Linked DNA regions of Mus musculus: all the other regions are linked to region 1. Evidence: chromatin loops called from intact Hi-C (ENCODE). Cell type or tissue: left cerebral cortex. All regions are shown on one strand. Region 1 has its middle 65 kb from the start of Gm35039. Region 2 holds the start of Lekr1 (leucine, glutamate and lysine rich 1). Region 3 holds the start of Ssr3 (signal sequence receptor, gamma). Region 4 overlaps Ssr3 (signal sequence receptor, gamma).

Evidence for each region. Hi-C counts contacts between places; a loop is a spot of excess contacts. Peaks named below come from ENCODE experiments on the same cell type or tissue, not always from the same donor. Only the 100,000 strongest peaks of a DNase experiment are listed, where the experiment ranks them.
Region 2: a loop joins it to region 1, with 5 times the contacts of the local background. A loop is called at or near these places in 14 of 42 quality-filtered maps.
Region 3: a loop joins it to region 1, with 5 times the contacts of the local background. A loop is called at or near these places in 17 of 42 quality-filtered maps.
Region 4: it touches region 1 in a loop (2.7-fold over the local background); 18 of 42 quality-filtered maps call a loop at or near these places.

What each region holds. Positions count from the first base shown.
Region 1 is chr3:65,862,189-65,864,688 of GRCm38, forward strand. No RefSeq gene overlaps it. Among named protein-coding and RNA genes, the nearest start is that of Gm35039, 65 kb to the right of the region's middle. In left cerebral cortex, a CTCF peak has its summit at 1,319 (motif pointing left); DNase peaks (open chromatin) are centred at 1,320 and 1,769; H3K4me3 peaks cover 522 bases; H3K27ac peaks cover 470 bases.
Region 2 is chr3:65,665,059-65,667,558 of GRCm38, forward strand. Lekr1 (leucine, glutamate and lysine rich 1) reads left to right here and starts at 1,170. Exons shown (of 13, transcript NM_001166659.1): 1 at 1,170-1,253. In left cerebral cortex, no CTCF peak of the experiment used is centred here; DNase peaks (open chromatin) are centred at 1,141 and 1,585; H3K4me3 peaks cover 1,541 bases; H3K27ac peaks cover 1,490 bases.
Region 3 is chr3:65,391,180-65,393,679 of GRCm38, forward strand. Ssr3 (signal sequence receptor, gamma) reads right to left here and starts at 1,374. Exons shown (of 5, transcript NM_026155.3): 1 at 1,226-1,374; 2 at 146-272. The coding sequence starts at 1,358. It also overlaps the pseudogene Gm5540. In left cerebral cortex, CTCF peaks have their summits at 767 and 1,095; a DNase peak (open chromatin) is centred at 1,480; H3K4me3 peaks cover 1,316 bases; H3K27ac peaks cover 777 bases.
Region 4 is chr3:65,378,843-65,381,342 of GRCm38, forward strand. It overlaps Ssr3 (signal sequence receptor, gamma), which reads right to left. Exons shown (of 5, transcript NM_026155.3): 5 at 815-2,500. Among named protein-coding and RNA genes, the nearest start is that of Ssr3, 12 kb to the right of the region's middle. In left cerebral cortex, a CTCF peak has its summit at 1,514 (motif pointing left); a DNase peak (open chromatin) is centred at 1,489.

The sequences.
Region 1 (2,500 bases):
ACAAAGGAATCTGGAAGCCACAGCAACATCTGTGTCCAAATATAGCCAAGCCTGTTTATTTTATTTTAATTGAAAATCAAATGACTTTAGATGAACAAATCATTTAGAAACAGCACATTTTTAGGTAATTCTTAAGATCATTTTGCCAACCAAGAAAGCAGCTTGATGTCAGGCTGTCTTCATAGGATCTTCTGAGCTGTGATGCTATCAGCGTGAAATCAGGGAGAGCATTCAAAAAAAAAAAAAAATCAGGGATGGCTTGAAGTGATTTGCACAAGAATTCTCGTTCCACAGGAAACCCACGTTCTAGACACAGGCTGACCCTTCCCTTGTAAGTAAGCTCACTCACGTCATTTGCTTACTTTTTTCTCAGCACAATTAAAGATGCAATTCATTAAAAGTCACAAAACGTTGTTTTGACAGACATTTCTATTAATGCTAGCAAACACGGAGCCAGTTCTAAGCCAACGCCGCCCTCACCTCTGCAAGTGGGAGAGTGGCTTTCAGACCCTCAGAGTTCCCATGAGTGACTCACACCTGCAGTGATCTTCCAGTCTGGGGTCTGGCCTGACAAATGCTTATTCCTTTAGGCTCACTGTGGTTTCTTTTAGAGGCAAGCCTGTGTGCTCAACAGTTTATGAAAGGGTAATAGGAACAGGAAGATAGTCGTGTTGTTTTTTCCTCGACCCTTGAGGATTAAGAATAAAAATTAAGCCAATTAAGGGGCCCCGATTGCCCTGAATGTCTTAGGAGGAAATGACTTTTTAAGGCATGTGGGAGTTATTAAAAAAAATATATCCCTTGGAATATTTCCTTCTGTGTGTTGATACACAGAGGCCTGTGGAATGGGCTCTCAGAAGGAAACAGTGACTTGGATAGAAACCACGTTGCTGTTGTAAATAGAAAGAGGTCAAGAGAGAGGTCGTATGCAGTTTTCCAGTTATCTTCTCATTGTGAGAAGTCACTGAATTCAGATACATCATGAATACTCTGGATAATGAAGGATCCCCCCAAACCATGTGTGGTAAGAAAAACATCAGGGATCTTTCTTTTTTTTTCTTCCTTCCCCCCCTCCTCCCCTTTTATTCTATTTATTGACATTCACCTTGAACCGTACAGTTTGGTTGTCATACTTTTCGGTGTCTGATGTCACAGGCAAACCATGCAGTATCAATGAGACTGTGACAGGCCGGAAGAGAGAGGCTTAGCCTCGCCTTTTGCATAGCACAAACAGCCTAGTGTGTTGGTGTGAGGCTGATTGCCTTGTGAGGGACCGGCCTCCTGCCTGGGATGTTCTCCGTCCTCTGTCTGCCCCCTAGTGGAAAGGTGAGGAATATGTGGGAGTTCGCTGAGGGTGTCTGAACGGAATCTGAAGTAAGGCTTCTTGAGACCTTCCTTCTACAGCCCCGTTTTCAAGCATGGCCTCTTCTTCACTCGGAGGAGAAGAACGCCAGCTCATTGAGTATTCTGCAGCCTCCCTAGAATGAATACCTCCATTTTGGTGTGCTTTTTCTAAGGCCTTCAGTCTGCCTGTGACAACCCTAATCCCCACGTCACGACACTTTCGCATGTGCAATCAGCGCCAGACACTTTTCCCAGGACGTGAAAATTATTCTTAGAGTCCCACAAACTAAAGAGTCCCACAGCACAGTGCTGTGCTGTTGAGCATGCTGCCACCACAAAAGCCCTGCGTTTCCCAGAATGTGTCTCTGGGATTTGTCATTTATTCACGAGAAACCTGCTGGTTGCCAGACACTTGGTTCTGGAGACACACAAACACTTGGCCAAGGCTCCTTCCTAGGGAAGCCTGTGGCCCAGAGAAGGAACAGTCTATCCTTGATTGCCACAGGATTCGGTCTGTGTTCCTACATACCCACGCTGCGCTGCAGTAGCAAAACCCATGGGGGCAGAGCCAGGGGATTGGTTCCAAATTCTAGTCACAACAAAGCTAAGCCAGCGAGTGCTTTGTTCAAATGACTCAGGTAGATAAATGAGGCCAGCACAGGCCGTCCTGACACCACACACCTCTAGAATGCCCTGGCTGTGCTCGGAGCCTCTGATGTCACCCGGTATTTTCATCCCTCCCCAAGTCAGAGTGTTCTGTGTCAGCTATGCGGATGTTGCTAAGGGGCTGGCCAGTTTCGCGGTGCGCTCCCTTAGCCGACCTGCATGCTCTCCCTGCTCTGGTGGCAGTCGGCTCGTGCCAGCCCTCCGCACTGCTTCGCTCATTTCAAGCCTCACTTTGGTTTTTGTTTTCTTCTTGAATCCCATTTTCTGCATTGCTGATTCCCAGATATGAAAGACCTAGAAAGGACGGATGAGCATTTCAATGACCCCAAAGCACTCTGTGTCGGGTATACAGACTCATACTTAAGGGTAATGGTGTTATTATTGGTATCGGAAATGCTGGAAGAAGAAAAACAAGATTGATATTCGAGGCTTCTGGCTCATGACAAGAATTAATGCAGAGAGGGTGGAGTCAGTGCTAGCTTGATAGTGA
Region 2 (2,500 bases), 200 kb before region 1:
GATTTAGGATTGAGAGGGCATTTACAGTGGTAAGGAAAATGGACTCAAGGTGATGTGTAACGAAGAGGCATAGATGAAAGTGAATTATAGCATTTCCATGGGATTTCATCCCATTTTCAGAGGATTGCCTTCCTTTTTAGATACAAGTGCTCGGTAATTATTGTCCAAACTGTAGTTATGTGCCCTATAACAATACTTTTGGTATAAAATTCCTAATATCTAGTGATGTTAGTTACCGAGACATTTTGTGTAGTGTTCGTGGTGATGCTGTCAGAAGCCCTCTGTTTCTAGCCCTCTTGTATATATTCAATGATATACAGTACATAATACTAGTTACTCAATAGTAAGTAACTGTTGTTAGTTTCTGCATAATCTATATCTTTCATGACTTAGGGGAGTATTCACTATTTTCATGCGGTTATTTTCATACTAGTGATCAACCAGCAGCTCCAATAGATCTGGCACTATTTCAAATCACCTGTTCACCTTCCTCTCTCCAATGCCTTTTCTTTCTATTCATGCAAACTATTCTTTAACAGCAATTATTGTTCTTTTCTGCTAGGAAACCGTGTTTTCTTTAGTTACTGGAGGATCAGAACTTTGGACCTCAGATGCTCCTGGAAAAGGAGCAGACTACGAAGACACTAATCATACCAGTGGCCTGTGTTAGTCACCAAGCATCATCTCATCCTGCTTGCTTGTTGCGTAGTAGGTCATCAGTATTTGTTTTATGAATAAAGTATGAATAAAGGGAAGTCGTCAGTGTGTAAAAACAAGAGGCCTTCCATTACTTGAGTGTGCAGTAGCACGTCTCAGTAATACTTCATGAACTAAACCCGTCATCTTGACTTCTTTGGACCAGAATGAAATTCTAAGCAAGCCTTCCCCAGTCAATTCCACTTAAAAGCTTCTTTTCCTTCCGTTCGACAACAATGATTGCCCCTGCAGATGAGGCACATGGCCACCCACTTCCCGCCTCTTCATCAGCCTCGGCTGCCCGTCGTCCCCGCGGGTTCCAGAGCCCCATCCCCGTCCGTCACAGAACCGCGCGTAAATCCGCCCTCTCCTTCGACCCCCGCCACCCGCTCCAGCTTCCGCCTAGCTCGCTTTTGGGACAAATGATGCAAAAGAAGCTCCGCTTCCGCGTCGGCGGGGGCTGTGACGTCACCGCGCCTTGACGTCAGGCCAACGTGCAGCGCGGTCGCCCGGGAGACCAGGGAAGCCGTTTTACACCCTGCGGAGTCCCGGGCTAGGTGAGGGTCATGGCCTTCCTCAGTCCTCAGAGGACCCGGTCGGCGGGGACACAGTTCCGGCGCAGAGACTGGCGGCGCGGGACTGCGGGGCGGCGGGGGTCGGGAGGAGGAAGGCGGGAAGGTGGGGCGGCCTCTCGGCGCCCCAGGCGAGGCCTGGGCCAGCGCAGTCCGGTCGGGCGGTTAGTTTCCTGCAGTGACCTCCTGCTCTCTTGCCCCCGACCTGCCCTTCGGTGAATCACGCCCCCGGAATGGTACTTGAGGAAGGGCCTGGAAGCAGAACCTGAGTTAATGACCGGGCGTGACACCGGTGTAAGAATCGGAAATGAACCACCAAGGGCATTTCTGCGTTTAAGAACACGCACGTCTATCTCGTGACCAGTGTCACAGAGAAGGTTCTCAAACGCACGTAGCAGCGGCCACGTACCTCTGTACTTTTGCCAAGGACAGTTTCCACATATATAATGGGAAAGACCAAAAGGAACTTGTTTGGTTAAAATACTGAATGGGTAACTTAAAAATCACGTTTTCTTCTGCTAAAGAGCAAACAGCCCTACACTTCTTGAAAAGCGGAATTATATGTGGATTCTACTATTCTTTTCACGAGTAGTCACATCTTTATAAAGACCCAATGGACTTTTCTAATCGGCTTACAAGCTGTTTCTTAAAATATAGGCAATAACAAAAATAAACGTTAAAGAAAGTAGTACCCTTCTAGTCACCTTGGGAATTTTAGGTGCCCACCTCTTAGTTGTAATCATCAGCATGCATTGCTTAGCAGAAAAGCACCTAGTTATTACAGTCTGCACTCACAGTTTACATGGGTTTACAATAAAGTGTCTTTATATGAGGACAAGTTACACATGTTCTTGGGACGAATCCAATGAATGTATCTTGCCTGTAATCTTGTTACTATGTCTTGTGCGATGTGCATTGACATCAGTTTCTCCTCCACTTCGTTTTAGAGGTCTTTCAAATTTACCAGGGTGCTATTTTTAAATTTTTCTTTCATAGCCAGAAGCCTGCCACTTCTGGTGACATAGTAATATGTTAAGAGTAGTCACAGCGAAGGCATTAAATAATAAACATCCCACTGGTACCTTGAATTTATACGTTATTTAGGTCCATGCTTGCTAATACTTTTGTGGATGGCACTTTAAGAGGAGATATAGTTGGCTGTATAAGGGAAAAATATTCCTGTGGAGCCCAAGATACTATCATTTCCATTCACCAATGATGGCTTAACTGAA
Region 3 (2,500 bases), 470 kb before region 1:
AACTCCACCCTCAAAACCTATTTCCACAGAAGTGTCATATGGTTCACGATTAACTACATACACATTTCAAACTAATGCTTATAAATCATGTTTAAGACCCCCTAACATAAAATATGCAGACTGGGGTTGGGTTTAGGGTACTTACTTGTGCTTCAGAACAAATTTTACATTCTTGTACGCGAAGGCTACTAAGTAAGTGCTTACTAAGGTCATCACACTGTAGAGCACAGCAGACTGGATGAGATCCATATGCCATATTCTCCAATACAACCCTGAGATAAGACAAAAGCAAGGGACACACAACATCACTGCCCCATTGCACATGCCAGACTACAGCTAAGCCAGGTAAATGAGAGTCAGTAAATCCCACCCAGTATCCGAAAAACTTCACTAGAGGTGAGATAGACAATAAACTGGGTTTGTCCCAGTTCAGGGCTTTCCCAGTACAGAAAGGTAGGCTGTGGGGATATTGCTAGTCTAGAAATTTCATCTTCTAACTTGAGAACAAACTGGGAGTGGGGATTACAAATAATAACAATTTCACTCATGGAATACTAGGAAGTTAAAACACGGGCCATTTTAAATCAACCGCTGTCCCAAAACTTTGGTTAACTTGCTGACGTGGCTGCTCACTGAAATCCAAACAATGCTTTGTCGGGCCAGTGAACCCAGGGGGCTCCACACCACATTCACTGCAAGCTGAGCTTTTTACAAGGCCAAAATAACAAAGAACTTTTTTTGGACATGATTGGCCTGCAGCACTGCGGCAGTGCGGGTCAGGAGACAGGAAACTCGGAAAACCTGGACTTGGAGACAGTTTTGGCCTTCAAGTGGGCAGTTTCTCATTCAATCGAGAAGGCTCGAGCTGCTCTCTAGGAGTTATTGAAATCCTAAACAAGGCTGATCGCGGACCTCGGGCAAGGCCTAACTTGGCATTCTGCACGTCCAAAGGATGCTCGGGAGTAAGGGGAGGTTTGCCACGGGTCACGCTGCTAATTCAGTGAAGGTTTATCAGTGGCTCCCCCGCCCGGTTCATTAAAGACATCCTAGTGTCCAACAGTGGTGAGGAGAAGGGCAGTGTACCAAAAAGAGATTCCGGGCCAGAACCCGCGCCCGGCTCAGAAGCACGCCGCGAGTGACTTCCCGAGGACGCTGCTCCGGACACTAGGCCTCCCCGCCGCGCCCGCCACGTCCCCGCCGCCACCGCCGCCCGCCCGAAGCTCACAGATGGGGATGGCAGACACGATGAACGCGTTCCCGAAGAACAGCGCCGACGATTTGGCCGACAGGTTGCGGCTGAAATCCTGAAGGAGCAGGTCCTCCTCGGACTGCTGCTTGGAGCCGCCTTTGGGAGCCATGGCCGAGCTGAAGACTGGAGGCCGGGAGCAGGGAGGCAGGGAAGGTTCAGAAGGCCGCGTATCCGCCCGCGACCCGTCAGCGCAACGCGGAGGCGGGACTCCGCAGGGTACGCTGCTTCGGGATTGGCCATCTTGCCGTCGTTTCACAAGCGTCGAGGTACGATTGGGCATGCGAACAAGACTTCCGCATCCTTCAGGGTACGTGGCGCCTCAATGCCACAAAGAATGAAGGGATTTGTAGTTTAGTGTGTAGTTTAGAGCTGCTCTCTAACTCGCCTGCCTCAGTCTCCAGAGACAGGCTTGGATAATCGAAATGAGCAACCATACAAGCAGTACTGTTTTAACTAACTAACCAGCTAGCTAACGAACTAACTAACGTTATTGGTATTTCATTCCACATGTGCACTTTATATTTCTTTTTAAATTTATTACATTGATTGAACAATTGGCTCATTGGTTGATTGATGATTAGTTGATTGATTGATTGGTTGGAGGGCCGTGCCACAACGTTGTCAGAACACAACTTGAGGAAGTTAGTTGTCTACTTTTACTTTCTGGGTCCCAGAGATTGAACCAAATTGTCACGTTTGTGTCTTTACCCTCTGAGCCATCTGCATGGTTTAATTTATTATTATTATTATTATTATTATTATTATTATTATTATTACTATTACATCATTTTAATCAACAAAGCCTCTTAGCCTCTAAAAGACTCTCTCATTACAGTCTTTAGAATTGGAAAATAAAAAAACTCTTGTGGAGTTTTACTCCTGGCCCAGACCCGCGGCGGAAGCGAGCCATGGCTGTCTATCACGGGATGCTGCGCTTCGGGAGGCTGTGTATCGCGAGCCTGGGGGCGCGGGGCCCCCGGACGCTGCTCACTCGCCCTCGGCCGAACTCGAAGTTGCAGAGTGTCCGCGCTCTCAGTTCTGGAATGGTGAACTGCACCAACCCCTTGCCCATTGGAGGCCTCAGCTACATTCAGGGCCACACCGACTCCCATCTTGTGAACACAACTGTGGGCGAGTGCCTTGACGCCACAGCGCAGAGGTTCCCCGACAGAGAGGCTTTGGTTATCCTCCATGAAAACATCAGGCTGAACTTTGCGCAGCTCAAGGAGGAGGTGGACAAAGCTGCTTCTG
Region 4 (2,500 bases), 480 kb before region 1:
TGGTCTCAAGCAAGACAAATACAAACTACAAACTCTGGGCCTGGATTCCTACTTCAGGAACTGATAGAAACATCATAGACTGCCAAATATCATTCAAGCACACAGCAACAGCACTGCTTCAAGGAACCTAAGTGGCAAAGCCACTACTTGCATAACAAGGAACTCAGGTCAGGACAGATAAAGAAACTGACCCAAACTGCTAGTTCATTACAACCCATAGTCCCTGTATGCTAGCCCACAGCTCTTTAAAGACTTTTTTCTTTATAGGGCTGTTTTTACACTCAATTATATGAGGGTTTTTTTGTTGTTGTTGTTGTTGTTGTTGTTTTTAGAGACAACCTACTCCACGAAATAGTCTCTGATCTTCATGTATACATGATGACACACTTGCCCTGCTACCCCAATTTTCTCTACCTCAGCTATTGTGCATGTGTCCGAGTATCTACCCGCACAATAATATAAAATTAAAATTAAATAAAATGAAAGACCCGCCCAATCTCCTATTAACTACCCTAAGACTTCAAAATAGGTGGGAAATAAACGATATGCTGGTATTCTTCATACATGCACACGTGTACATTCATACAAATCCTTCCTAACATAATGCCTGGTAGGAAGGCCCAGCAGGCACACAGCAGCACACTAGGGCAGGGACGGACTGTTCCTTCCTGTAACTGTGCTACGCCTGTCACTGTCTCAGACATCTGGCCAGAGACTTCAACAGGGCACTTACACGTGTAGGAAAGAGGTCTAATATAAAGTGTGTAATAAATACTCTTATGGTTCACATAAAGAATTACAGAAAAACAAAACACATTTTTAAAAACAAAGTTTAATCATACTTATTAATAACAAGACTTTTTTTAAAATGCAGAGTATAAATTCCACTTCCATCATTTCAGTTAACTTCAAATTATCCTTTCCAAATTAAAACAATATATCAAACAGTACAAGTTGTATATTTAATCCAAGACTTCTATTAAGTTATAAATGAGTAAATCGTGAAATAAAAATTCTTAACACTAAGAGTCTACCTATCACACATATGAGAAAGGAAAGAATGTGAGCACTCTGAATGTCCTATTTTACTGGTGTGATGTATGGGGTCTTTTTATGGTACAAACTCTGCCTGCCACAGATTTCACTGTCTTACTGAACACTTCGTAATCCTATGTGCAATGTTCAATGGTGGAGAAGAGGCTAGAGAGGAGGGGCCACACTTCTAAGTACAAAGGGCTGATACACTGGCTGCATGACTTCACACACAGAAATGTGGTAGCACAGAGTTAGAGAACATGTTCAGAGTTAAAAACAAAGACAGTCGCAGGAAACAGTCAAGACAGAAGAAAACTGCATAATCACTCTCCCAACAAACTTTTGGTTACTACTTAAAATTAAAAATTTGAGGCTGACATCCCGATTTCTTGAGCTTCTGACCATACTGTCAGATAAAGATAAAGGTGGTGACTTTCTCCCCAGCTACACAGGCACCGCCACCTAGTGGCAAGTTCACAGCAGTCACTTAGAAGGAGTTTGGTTTAGCTTTGGTAACATGATGGTTTATCAAATTATCATTTTACCAGCCAAATACTGATTAAAATAAAACAACAAAACAGCCTACCTCATATGTGTTACTGAAATGTACTTTGCTTTGAATCCCTTCTCATTTCCCCATTCATTCCACATTACCTGGAAATGACACTCAGGTAACAATGTATCACTGAAAAGAACTGAACACTTGGAGATAAAATGATTCTCCAGGCAGACAGTAAGGAGTAACATGACTATACAAGTGCACTCCTCTTGAGTTCCCTAAGTAGCACAGACCACAGAAACATCTACCAGCACAGAAACAGCTCTACTCCTTGTAAATATCTTTAAAGTTAAAAATAGAGTCATATGTTCCTCTTAAGTTTACAAGCAGAAACTAGATATTAGTAATATTTCCCTTTACAGAAAGTTCTTGGGTGTGGTGAACGGCAAATAGGAATATGAAATCAGTGATCATAGTGCTGCACTTTGCAAACTGTGAAGTCATTGCATACAAAATCAGAATCTGTACATAATGAGTGGGGAAAAGACATGGGGGGGTGGGGGTTATGACCACACAACATGAGGCTACTCTTTGCTAGACCCCCCCAAAAATGTATGTGATCAGCACTTCACAATTAAAAGGAACCTTGAGCAAACGGGGCTAAGTTTATTAAAGTCCTCATGGAAAAATGCTGACAACCATTTTAAACCACTGTAAATTCTTTGGAGAGCCCAAAGAATTCCAGGGTTACGTTCACAAAAATTCTTTTGGTCTCTCATGTGTCAATAATCACAGTAGAAATACTCTCTCACTTAATATTCTGCCTGTGGTGCGAAAGCCTGGTCATAGACACAATGATCCCAGTGACTTCGCACATCAAACCAACATGGCAGGGTCAAGCTGACCTCCCGGCCACCCAGGGCCAAAGCCATACAGCTGAACAGTGTGTGCTTTGGCCTCACAGGC